Regions from separate parts of the Mus musculus genome. Here region 1 is linked to region 2. Evidence: chromatin contacts called from ENCODE Hi-C data. All regions are on one chromosome and are shown on one strand. The core of a region is the stretch at or near the end of the contact, and the rest is flanking DNA. Distances in the headings are between cores, read along the strand shown. Region 1 holds the start of Ice1 (interactor of little elongation complex ELL subunit 1). Region 2 holds the start of Mfsd14b (major facilitator superfamily domain containing 14B).

The links. Hi-C counts contacts between places; a loop is a spot of excess contacts on that map.
Region 1: a loop to region 2 is called in a map of heart, with 7 times the contacts of the local background. The contact joins the promoter of Ice1 here to the promoter of Mfsd14b in region 2. A Hi-C loop is called at or near these places in 2 of 37 maps with a recorded cell type or tissue (heart and left cerebral cortex).

What each region holds. Positions count from the first base shown.
Region 1 is chr13:70,635,511-70,641,509 of GRCm38, reverse strand. Ice1 (interactor of little elongation complex ELL subunit 1) reads left to right here and starts at 3,876. Exons shown (of 19, transcript NM_144837.3): 1 at 3,876-3,993. The coding sequence starts at 3,913.
Region 2 is chr13:65,109,410-65,115,339 of GRCm38, reverse strand. It overlaps Mfsd14b (major facilitator superfamily domain containing 14B), which reads left to right and starts at 2,358. Exons shown (of 12, transcript NM_133680.3): 1 at 2,358-2,836. The coding sequence starts at 2,723.

The DNA.
Region 1 (5,999 bases), core at 2,627-5,126, 5.5 Mb before region 2:
GTGAGGTCAACCTTTCCCCAATCCACAGCAGGGCTCCTCCTTTCCACCTGAGAAGACTGCTTGGAGCATGCTAGTTTCCTGTTCCTCCAAAGTTCTTCCCCACTTAACCTATCACTCAACTGCAGGCATCCCTATGGTGTGGGGGTGCTTGCTGCTAGCAATCCCCTCCACACCTGGAACATGTCTAAGTCTGTTTGGTATTTCTAATAGCACAATGCCACAGACTGGGTGATTTTAAGGAGAGATTGATTTGGGTTCCCTGATGCAGTGGCCTAAGGCTGAAAGAAAACACCTGGCAGTGGCCTTAAATATGAGGAGGCCCCAAGGCAGGGAATTTCAGGGCAAGGGTCAGGGAGTGCACCTGTGTGTCTCCTCTGGTCACACTCTCTTTTGCTCAAGCTACTGCACTCCACCAAGGGGCTTCATACTGATGACCATATCTAATCCTACTAGTCTGCCCAAGTTTCTACCTCTAAATGCTCACCTAGTGGTGTAAATTCCTATTTATTTATTTATTAACATGCAAAGGAAAATAAGCTACAGCACATGTTTGGGAGGGAAAGAACCATAGCAAGTTGTATTTATCTGTTTTCCAAGCTAGAGCCATCAGAGAATGTCAAAATCTTGTGGTTAAAAGAAAACTCACCACACAATTTAAATTGTGGTATTTGCAAAATTAGTTGAAGCCACATGCTGGTGACCTACATCTTTATTCCCAGCACTTGGGAGGCAGAGGCAGGCAGATCTTCTCTCCAGGTTTGAGGCCAGCCTGGCTACATAGAGCAAGTTCCAGGACAGCCAAGGCTACAGAGAAACCTTGTCTTGAAAAAAACAAACAAACAAAAATAAGGAAAAAAATCCATTGAAACTAAGAAGCAAAAAAGGAAGAGGGTGTTAACTCAGAATTGCAGGAATAAAATGGGGAGTCTAGAAGGCCAAGTGGGACTTCCACACAGCTAGGTAGCAGGCAGAGCATTTCAGAAAAGAGACAAGCATAGGAAGTGTGCTGTGGCAGAAGGGTAGCACCCAGCTTTGCAGGCCTCTGCAATGCATTGCTGGGGTTTTGCCAGAATGTACTAGAGTGAGAAGATGAGGGTTTCTTCTCGGCTAAGGCAATATGCATTAACAATAAATAAATAAAAATAAACCCAACCAGCTGGGCAATAAAATTACTATGAAGATAAATCTGTAGGGATCAGAAGTAAGAATTGAACAATTGTGAGGGTCAACCTCCATCACCCTGGTTACAACATCACAAGCAACTTGGTGATTGGACCTATGTCCTGTGGCTTGTAGGAGGCTCAACTGGATGGTTTGGTGTGCTTCACATGGCACACTGTTCTCTCATGCATCTACCCTTTTGCCCTTCTCTAACTGTCCCAGGAAAAGAGAAAGACAGACAGACCGACAGACAGACAAACACAGACACAGACACACACACACACACTCACACACAGAGACAGAGAGAGAGAGAGAGAGAGAGAGAGAGAGAGAGAGAGAGAGAGAGAGAGCACAAGAGCATTCTAGAGAGGAACCAGTGTCCTGGCTCTCAACCCCACTGTAAGACCATTGATCCTTGTATCCACAGGAATCCCATGTTGGAAGAAGGAAATGGCTGAAGCCAAAAGCCAACCAGAACGGAAGCCTGTATCTAGACAAAGATTTTTCTCACCGTTTTGGCAGCTTGTCAGATAGCCTTTCAGCAGAAGCTAGAGCAGACACAATAGTGGGTTTATGATAGGAAGGACCACAGCTACCGTGACTACCCATGCATACTTCCTGCTCTCTACTTAAACCTAAACCCAGGTCAGGATTCTGAAGATGGGCTTTGGATCAGGGCTGAGGTTGGGGAAATCTTTTTTTTTTTAATTACTGGATCTTTCTTCTTCCTAATGTGACCACTTTGGAGATATCTTTTTCTGCTTTTAACTATAAAGTATGCCCTTTAATTGGCCTGTTGAGGTTGGGTGGCCAGACCTAGCTTGTTAGTTGGGGATTGACTCTGACCCAACCAAAACCCATGTTCTTCTTGTAACCTTACACATTCTGTTCGCCAGCCTCTGAGGAAACCTGGACCTTCTACACAGACTGTCAGGTTATGGGCCTGTCTTGCTTGGGTGCAAATAGCAATGACAAGGCATTCAGCTATTTCTGGGTATCTATATGGTCTTTCAACGTCAAAGAAGATAGCTTGAAGACAGAACAGGGTGTGAGGGTTTTGAGTTGCATTTTCCATCCCGAGGCTTAGGACAGATGTGCAGGGTCTGGATGCCCTCTTAATAAATTATAGTGGCTATTCCTGGTTGTCAACTTGACTATATCTGGAATGAACTACAATCCAGAATTGGAAGGCTCACCTGTGATCCTAATCTGGTGGCTGGGAGATACAAGTTTCTGACCTGGATCTTATCGTGGAGATTTTTTTTTTAAGATTTATTTATTATTATATGTAAGTACACTGTAGCTGTCTTCAGACACACCAGAAGAGGGAGTCAGATCTTGTTACGGATGGTTGTGAGCCACCATGTGGTTGCTGGGATTTGAACTCTGGACCTTCGGAAGAGCAGTCAGGTGCTCTTACCCGCTGAGCCATCTGACCAGCCCCTATCGTGGAGATCTTGAGGCATATACTGGCTATGAATCCCAAGAGATTAAGATTGGAAGCTCTCTGAGTTCAAGGTCATCTGGGACAAAGCAAGTCCCAGATCCAGGCATGGTGACACACACCTTTAATTTGGGCCGTATCTTCTGCTAGAGACCTACATAAGGACATTAGATGAAGAAAGATAGGCTCTCTCTTCTTTGCCTGCTTGCCCTGTGGAACTGAGCAACTGCTAGATCGTTGGACTTCCATTCACAGCTGCTGCTGACCATTGTTGGCGAGTTGGACTACAGAGTATAAGTCATCAATAAATTCCCTTACTATATAGAGTCTACCCATAAGTTCTGTGACTCTAGAGAACCCTCACTAATAAATGCAACACTGTTGTTGAGATTGGGACTTTGTAACCAGAAGATGAGGAGCCGCCAGAAACTTCCTAGTAGACAGATACTGATGGCAACAAAGTTTCTGAGGAGAGTGGATACAATGCTAGGATGTCAGCGAGAGTTCAAGCCCTGATTTCAAGTGGCTTTTAAAGCTGAATGAGGATTTCTTCTTTCCACCTCTCCAGCCTAAGGGTGAAGATGACTGGGAAACCGGCTCGAAGGGGTTTGTCTGGTTGGCTGCGTGCAGACACACCCCACACGTTAGTAGCAGAGCATGGAGCCCTAGAGGTTGGCCTCCAGGCGGTGCTCACCCTGCCGCTGCGAGGCACTCCGGGAATTGTAGTTTTTCTTCCGCTCCCTGCCTGTCTACTGGGAGAATAGTGCAGTAGCTCTGCAAGAAGCGTTCGCACTTTCCAAACCCAGGCTCGGGTCCTCCTTCGGTGGTCGGCATGCCAATGACATCGCAAAACCCCCGCCCCTTGGAGGCTGAAGGGATTTAGGCGTCTACACAGGGCCTGTAATGAGGCAGCTGACAGATGCACAGACAGTTCGTGAAGGCAGGCCCTGGCTCTTGTTCATCTCTTCCAAGATGTGTCCTAAGGCTTTGCTTTTTGTACGACCACGCTTCGTTCTGGCTTTTTGATCAGGCGGATCTGCGGGCAGCCCCGACGGGGGGCGGGGCTGGGTGGGGCGGGGACCTCGTGTGCTGTCGTCGCTTTGGGCCCTCGGGGCTGCGCCGCTCTCAAGTGCCCTGGGCTGCTTCGCTGGTCTGAGCCCTAGGCCGGCTCCACGGGGACCTTGGCGCACGCATGGACCTGCCCGCGCCCGGCGGGAAGCGGCCAGGCTGGCGGTGGCTGGGGCGGCGGAGCAGGGCCGAGGCAGCGGGCCCCTGAGCGCGCGCCCTGCAGGCCGGGCCGCAGCACCATGATGCCCGGCGAGACGCACCCGGCGGCGCCCGGGCCAGCCGACCTCGCGCGGTGTCAGGGCTGCGCCTCCCTGCAGCAGGTACGCAGGATCCCTGGCTGACCCTTTTGCGCCGTTTTGGGGGCGGGTGCCGGTGCTTTGTTTAATCACGGACAGAATTGGTTCAGCTGCTGCGATGCCGGCGGCGGACAGAGTGAGCGTGCTCTTCAGGACTCCTCGTCTTCCCGACTCAGGGTTTGCAGGGCCCAGTTTGGTTGGTGGGTGACGCTGTCTACGCGCGGAGGGAATCTTCCTCTCTGTGATGAAGGCCTCCTCGCACTCCTAATTATTTGTTGTTTGAAGGCAAGGGTTTTATGTTGCGTGCCCAGGTCGCTAGACTTCCAAGATTCCGGAACGGAACTGCATTTTAGCTTACACGTATCTATTAATATACTGCCAAGCTTAGCTTTTGTTAAGTAGCATGTTAGTTGTCTGATTAAAATTGTCCAATAAACATACGTGGGTCTAGGTAGTTTGTTACAGTGTCATGTCCTGTTCTTAACAATGGATCGCTGCAGATGGGTTCTAGGTTTTACTGATGCAATAGAAATAGTCCCCAGTGCTCAGGGCTGGAGACTCGCACAGCTTTCTGTCTTAGAGTTCCATTCACCTATTGTCAGTGGCAAAACGGAACTTGCCCTTGCTCCCGTTCAGTTCATCCCCTTTCTACCCAGTGTTCTAAGCACTGTTCATATTCTGGTAAACCACCTGGACACGGATAAGATGAACGTGCGCAAGTACGACTCGACAGGATTTTAGATGTTGGGAAGGAAATAATGGAAGATGTCAGGGGGTTCTGGTGAGGTGGTGTTGAGGCAGTGGGAGTTGTGAATGTTGAAAAGTAGCTCTGGAGATCGGTTTTAACAAGTGGGACGGTTTCTTGATGTTTGATGAGCAAAGCCTGTGGCAGCCTCGGGGTTGGTGAGACGAGATAAGGGATGCAGACTAGCTAGCTATCTGTGGAAGTTTGCTTTTTATTGTAAAGTGCAATGTCTCTGCGCCGATTCGTATGTTCTAGTTGCTTGGAGAATAGGAAATGGTTTGGCACTCTCATAGAGAAGATGGAGAGTCAAGCCATGTTGTAGCTAGGCCACATCGTGTAGGCATCTTATAACCCTCCCCTCCCTTAAAAGATTCTGAATGGAACGCTTCTTTAATGGACCATATTTGTGTTTTGAGCCTATTTACTCAAATTTTTTGATCCCCTGCTAGTTTATAACAATGTACGCAAAGAGAAGAGGAAAGTTACATTAGAAGCAACATATTGGTAACAAACAGGCAAAAGTAGGAGGGGAGAGTGGGTAAGGACCAGGCTTTTGGCTGCTGAGATTTTCTGGTCTTTGGAAAAATCGTATTTGAACAAGGTTATAGGAGAGCGAGTTCGGTTGATTTCTTTGAAGCCCGACATCCTAGTGGATGCCTCAAGGCCTGGGGTAGTTGCTTTCCTGGTGTGCTTGAGAAGACCGGTGAGGCCACAGCAGACTGAAGATTTAGGATTTGCAGAGGTCAGAAGAGCCAGAAGAGCCCTGGTTGTGTGGTTCTCATACACCCACACCGTTGTATGAGCTTGGGCTTCTCTGGATGAGGTGGTGGTGAATCATTGCAGGTATTTGAACAGACAGCTGTGTGACCCATTCTTCTTAGCCCTCTGGAGAGCTGCATTCACACACTGCTCACCAGGAGTCCCTGTCCTGTTGAGTGAGCAGTGCCATTGATTTCTTTAGGTTGCTTAGGCCAGAAACTGGTGGCTATCCTGGTGCCTTCCTTCTTTGACAGCCTGCATCCAGTCCGTTTGCTGGGTCTCTTGTTCCCACCGCCTGTCTTTATTTTGGCCTGGAAGCTGCTGCTTTTGCTTCCCAAGGACACCTTTGTTCCCTCCCTCCAGGTCACACTTTGGGGAGCAGGGAATAAAGGAGAGGTTCCTTTAGCTCTGTATAGGCCTGGTCTGTAAACCTTCTCCCTTAAGAGGCAAGATCATAAATAACTGTGCTTTGGGAAGTTGTTCACACCTGCTCACTTGCCACTGAGGTGTGAAAGCAGCCACAGAC
Region 2 (5,930 bases), core at 1,109-3,608:
CAATTTCCATGATTTAAATGCCATACAATAAACAATCTCTAAAAAAATTATTTCATAAAGGGCTAGCGAGATGGTTTAGAGAAAAAGGAAATTTATTCCAAGCCTGAATGCCTGAGTTCAATGCTAGGGACTCATGTGGTGAAAGAAGTAAAGAAACCCCTAAAAGTTCTTCTCTAACCTCCACACATGAGCTGTACTCACATAGATACATAAAACAACATACCCAGCAATAAATTTAATTTCATTTATTATTATTTATTTATTATTATTTTTTTTAAAGAAGTGGTGAGGCCTGGTAGTATAGACCTTTATTCACCCACTCAGGAGGAAGTGGTAGGTAGACTTCTGTGAATTCAAGGCCAGCCTAATCTACATAGGTATTTCCAGGATAGCTAGGGCTACTTAGTTAACTCCAGCTCCAAAGATAAACAAACAAAACGAAACAAATCTGTACAGATTGCTTAATGACTATGAGCCCATACTGCTCTTTCAGAAGATTTGAGTTTGATTCCCAAGATAGGAGTTCAGTTCTCAGTTCCTATGCAGGGTGGATCACAACTTCCAGTAGCCCTACCTCCAGGGAATAGGCCACTTTTTAAAGGCATCCATGATTACCCATGTGCATCACACATCCATATAACACTCAGACTTATGTATATAAATAAAAATAAAAATGGCTTAAAGGTGGTGCACTTGATGAGTTTCATGTCCCAACACTACACATCAAGGCATCAAACATGGTTATATATACTTGCATGTGTACATGTTTTCCCTGCATGTGTGTATGTGTGTGTGTACCATGTATATGCTAAGGCCAGAGAGTGTGTCAGACCCCCAAATCTTGAGTTACAGTTGTGTGATGCCACACTGGTGCTGGTGCTGGGAACAGAACTTCTGTCCTCTGCAAGGACAGCAAGTGCTTTTAGTTTTGCGTCATCCCTCCAGTCCTCCAGGTTACATTTAAATCATTGCAGTTCAATTTGAGTTTTCACAAACTGGAATTTATTCAAAGAATATCTGAAAGACACGAGGTCCAGGCTGGCATTTTAACCAAATGGTATTAGATGTTTTTGTGTAGGTAGTATAGAGGGCAGGCTCAGAATCAACAAAACATGGTTGAAACAGAAGGAAAACTTAGGCTCATTAAAGGATATTGAGAAGCCAGCCCATCTCAATTCGAGTCTATAGCCAAGTTAAGTTTCTGTTTACTATAAAACTTGAAGTTTATATATTTCTCAGAGATGGGCTGCACCCTAGCCCAGTAACCATAGAATGTACTGTAATACCTCCCGCCCCAGCTACCTGTTTTTGAGAATGTTCTATACCAATACCCATTGTTCCATGACCCACTTTAACCTTGACCACCTGGTTTCACTTCTGTATCTACGATTCCATGCAAAATCCCCCACCCCATGGTTTTGCCCTATATAAAGGGCTTGAGAAGTTGGCTTGGGGCTGGTATTGTGAACCCCGTTTTAGGGGGAGACAGCTGCTGATTTGTCTCTGGTTTGTACACAATAAATCTTGCTTTAAACTGGCCATAATTTGGGTTGGTGATCTTTCGATTCACGTCTGTGAGATTAACAATATAATTTACAAAAATGACAGAAATCTGTAAATGTGCTTGACTTGTTTAAACATTCTGTCTCCAGTTATATTTAACAATTAAGAACAATGTCCAGTGTGGTGGCTTAAACCGACACCCAGCATATGGAAAACTGAGGCAAGATCATCAACATGTATTTAAGGCCAGCCTGGGTCATATATGAAGAAGGGTTGAGGACAATCTGCCTGAGATTGTGGATAAGAAAGTTCTAGGTTTAGTAAGTGCGAGCGTGCGTGCTTGCCTCTGGGGAGTGAGCATAGCTAGAGCCTATTGGAATACCAGGGAAGTGCTCTACCACTGAGCAATATATTCTGTGTAATTTTCTGTTAATCAGTGCATGGTTGGAGGCTTCTGAAATCCTGTCAATTGTAGACCACTTCCCCATTGCAGGATTACAGTTCCAGGGGCTGTGTGTCAGTTTGTTCTTTTTATAACTATCATCCTAGGAAAGGGGATAACATTTGAAATGTAAATAAAGAAAATATCTAGTAAAAAATCATTTACTTGGGGTAGGGGCTGGAAAGAACTCAGTTCCTATGCTACCTAAGGACCCAAGTCAGATCCCTAAAACCCACGAAAAGGGGGAAGGTGGGATGACGTGCAGTTGGAATTCTAGCCCGGGGTAGGAGTAAACAGTCCCTAGGACTCGCGGGCAGTCTAATCCAATCAGGAACGCTTTGGGTCCTTCCAGTCTCCGTTAAAATCTATAGGCCTGGAGTCCCTAGAAGATGACGCAGTTTTGATGCGCTACGCAGTCTGGGCGGAGCTTGCCCGAGCTTCTGGAGAGGGGTGGGCGTTCTAGGCGGGAGCTGCCTTTGCTGAGTTCTCCGGGCGGGACGCCGTCTCCCGACTGTTCGGGCGCTACTGAAAACTACTCACTGCCAGTGTCGGGGTCCTGTGTTCACGACCACCACTGAATAGTTGAGGGCCCTGTTCGCTTCCTGCACGGATCCAGCCTCGGCGTCCTCTCAGCAGCCGGTGTCGCCACTGGCGCCGCCGCCCGAGCGGCAGGCCGCTGCGGATCGCGGAGCCCATGAAGGCTCGGGCCCCGCCGCCGCAGTGGCGGCGTCGCCAGTGTCTTGGAGCGCTCCGAACCTGCTCTGGCATGACGGCGGCATGAGCACGGACGGGGAGTCGCCGGAGGAGCCGAGGTGGAAGGCGGTGGCCTCACCCAAGGCGTCAACCATGCCTGAGAAGCGCGGGAGCGCTCAGGCCGCGAGCGGCAGCTGGGTAAGTTTTGACTGGGTTCGGACAGGGACTCTGGGATTGTGGCTGTTCTAGGAGAGCCAGGTTCTTTGAAAAGCTGGCTTTCCTATCAACTCCTCCCCAGACGAACCTCTAGGAGATTTGGTTATTGATTCAAAAGCCACCAGACGCGGGACAGTAATATAATTTGGATATAATTCTGTGCAAATTGACAGAAATCTTCTGGGCACAGATTTTGTCCACAGCAACTTAGACAGTGTGTGTGTGTCAGTCTGTCTTAAAGCCTTCATTTTTCGCAGTCTCCGGAATTGCCTACAGGGATGCTGGAGGTCAAAGTGGGAGGCGCCTGATACTTCCTCCTCCTCTGGGTTTCAGAAGTGGCCTTAGTGTAGTAAGAGGAAGCTGAAGATCTCTGTACCTGAAGGTGAAAGTTCAGCCTGATCTCCTTTAGTGACATGTAAAGTTGAGATGAGTTTGACAGCTAGGGAAGGCTTATTTTCCTTGACCTGGATTCACAGTACAGACCTTACCAGTGCCACTTTTTCTTCTTCTTCTTTTAATGGTTGGAAACTAAGCACAGGGACTAATGTCATTTCTTCAGTCATAAGTATAAAAAGGATTTTTGGGGAAGGATCTACTTAGGACTTAAAACTTAAAGTTTTGCAGTGAATTGAGTACAAACTCTTGCAACTATGGGAAAGTTTGTTCAATGAGAAATAGGAATTTATTTAAATATGATATGTGTGGTCATGTGTTTTTCCTGTTTTTAAGCTTGCATATTTAATTTCTGTTAAAGAATACTAAGTGGTTCCAAGTGCATACTTGACTGTGTGAATTCATCTTTGGTACAATTGGGAGGGTAGAGAATTAGTAGTATGCAGAATGAAATCTCAAGTCAAAATTCAAACATGCAAAAATTTTGAGGTAAAACAGAACCACATACTATATCACATAGTATATTTTAGTAAGGGCTTACTAGGTACAAAATTGCTGCAACTCTCAAAAGTCTGCCAAGTACAGACCTTAAAGTCTTGTTCTGTCTGCATTCTTGTGGCTCATTTCCTTGATGTTTTAGACCTAGAGTAGAGCTGGCTTTTAGTCCTGATTCTACCAGAGTTTTACCACTCAGTGCCTGATCTGTTAAATGGTCATGTATTGAAGAAGCATAGGGGGATAATTTTTTTTCCCAAAGCTAAGGTTTTTCTAATGTAGAAAGCTTACCTTGTGGGGTAATTTCTGTAAAATTGGTTTTTCTCATTAAATAGGTTACACTTTACTTTCTAAATGAAACTAAATTACCAGTTCACCTTCTTGGCTTCCACTAGTGGATGGACAGTACTAATTAGTGGACAAGCCAAGCCAAGCCCAAGGAATGTGCCAGCTAGAAGTCAGTGTAGGGTATTTTTTCTCTATTTCTTTCTACCTGACTCTTTTAAATTTGTTTTATATATTTACTGTTTATGTATACTGTGTGTGGGTTCAAGAGCACATATGTTTTGAAACCTTATGTTTTGAAACCAAAGCTCCTTCAACGTGGAGCTCACAGCCTTTCTAGACTGGCTGGTTAGTGAGTCTCAAGGATCCTCCTATCTCTGCTTCGTACACTCATCCCATCCCTTCTCTGTATAGCCCTGGCTGTCCTGGAACTCAATTTGTAGACCAGGCTGGCTTCGAACTCAGAAATCCGCCTGCCTCTGCCTCCCGAGTGCTAGGATTAAAGGCGTGTGCCACCACACCTGGCTACATCCCATCCCTTCCTGCTAATCCCAGTACTTGGGTTACCAGCACATTCACCTTGCCCAGCTTTTTATATATATATTAGATATGAACTCAGATCCTTTTGGCTTGTATGTCAGGTATTTACAGAACTATCTCCTCAGCCCATGTATGGATTCTGAATGGTCATACTCTCCTTGTGAGCCCTTACCATGATAAAAAATATTCAGTTCTTTCCCATTTTCTAATTTAGAAAGGAGCCAGACCCCAGTCTAAAACCAATGTGCTTGAAACAAGAACTTTGGTGGTGTTATTTATTCAAAGAAACCTAGACTCTGTTTATTCACTTACCTTTCTATGGATCCTAATGCTTATCTAATTTTGGGCAAAGGTAAATTACTCACATTCTTTCCTCAACTTTGGGAGTAGTAGATCCAGTCATATTTGGTTAATGAGAATGCTGGTTTTTTATTCTTTTTTCTTTTCTTTTTTTACCATATAGTTAATGAGGTAACTTAGCATGTATAGGGCTAGATGGAAAGTGTAAAAACAACAGATATCTTTAATCATTGGTGCTTATGCATGTCATATGCCAGAATTTCCAAGTTATATATTTTTTAGTTTTCATAGTTTTTTCCAGAATTACTTTCAAATACTGTAACTTCCATGATTTGATTTTATTCTAATGAGTTATTCCGAGGAATACTTGTACTTTTGGATTCTTTGATATTACTACTAATCATAGGGAAGACTGCCTGGGCACAGGACTCTTATTTCACCAGCAATTTTTTTTCTACCTCATTAGCAAAAAGATAAATGAACTTGAAAAACATTGTCAGAAAGACACCATCTGATAAATAGGAGGGACCTAAGCATTCTTGGAGTCAGGCATTTTTTCCATGAGATCCTTTGTCTAAAACAGGGGAGTCTGTCAGTTTAGCTTACATTTTACTCTTTCTGTTCTTCCTTGCTATGAATTAATACACAATTTCAGGTATTTTATCAAAACCATTTTAATTATTGAATATATATTTTATGTTATATATAGTTTTTATAGCCAAGTAAAGTAAGTTGTTTAACAGTCATTTAATTTTTTGATTATTTTATTTTATGCTTATGAGTGTATTGCTTGCATGTATGTATATGTGCTTGGTGCCTGCAGAGGTAGAGGAAAGCTTTGGTTCCCTGGAACTAGAGAGATGAATGGTTGTGCACCACCATGTGGGTACTAGAACCAGATCAGGATCCTCTTGAAGAGCAGCAAGTGCTCTTAACAGCTTGAGCCATCTCTCTAGTCTTGCAGCCATTTATTCTTGGGCACCTGATGACAGTTAATGATTTATTGCAAAGAAAATAGACTGTTCAGTGTAATATACCAAGATTTGTTTATGGAATGGACTCC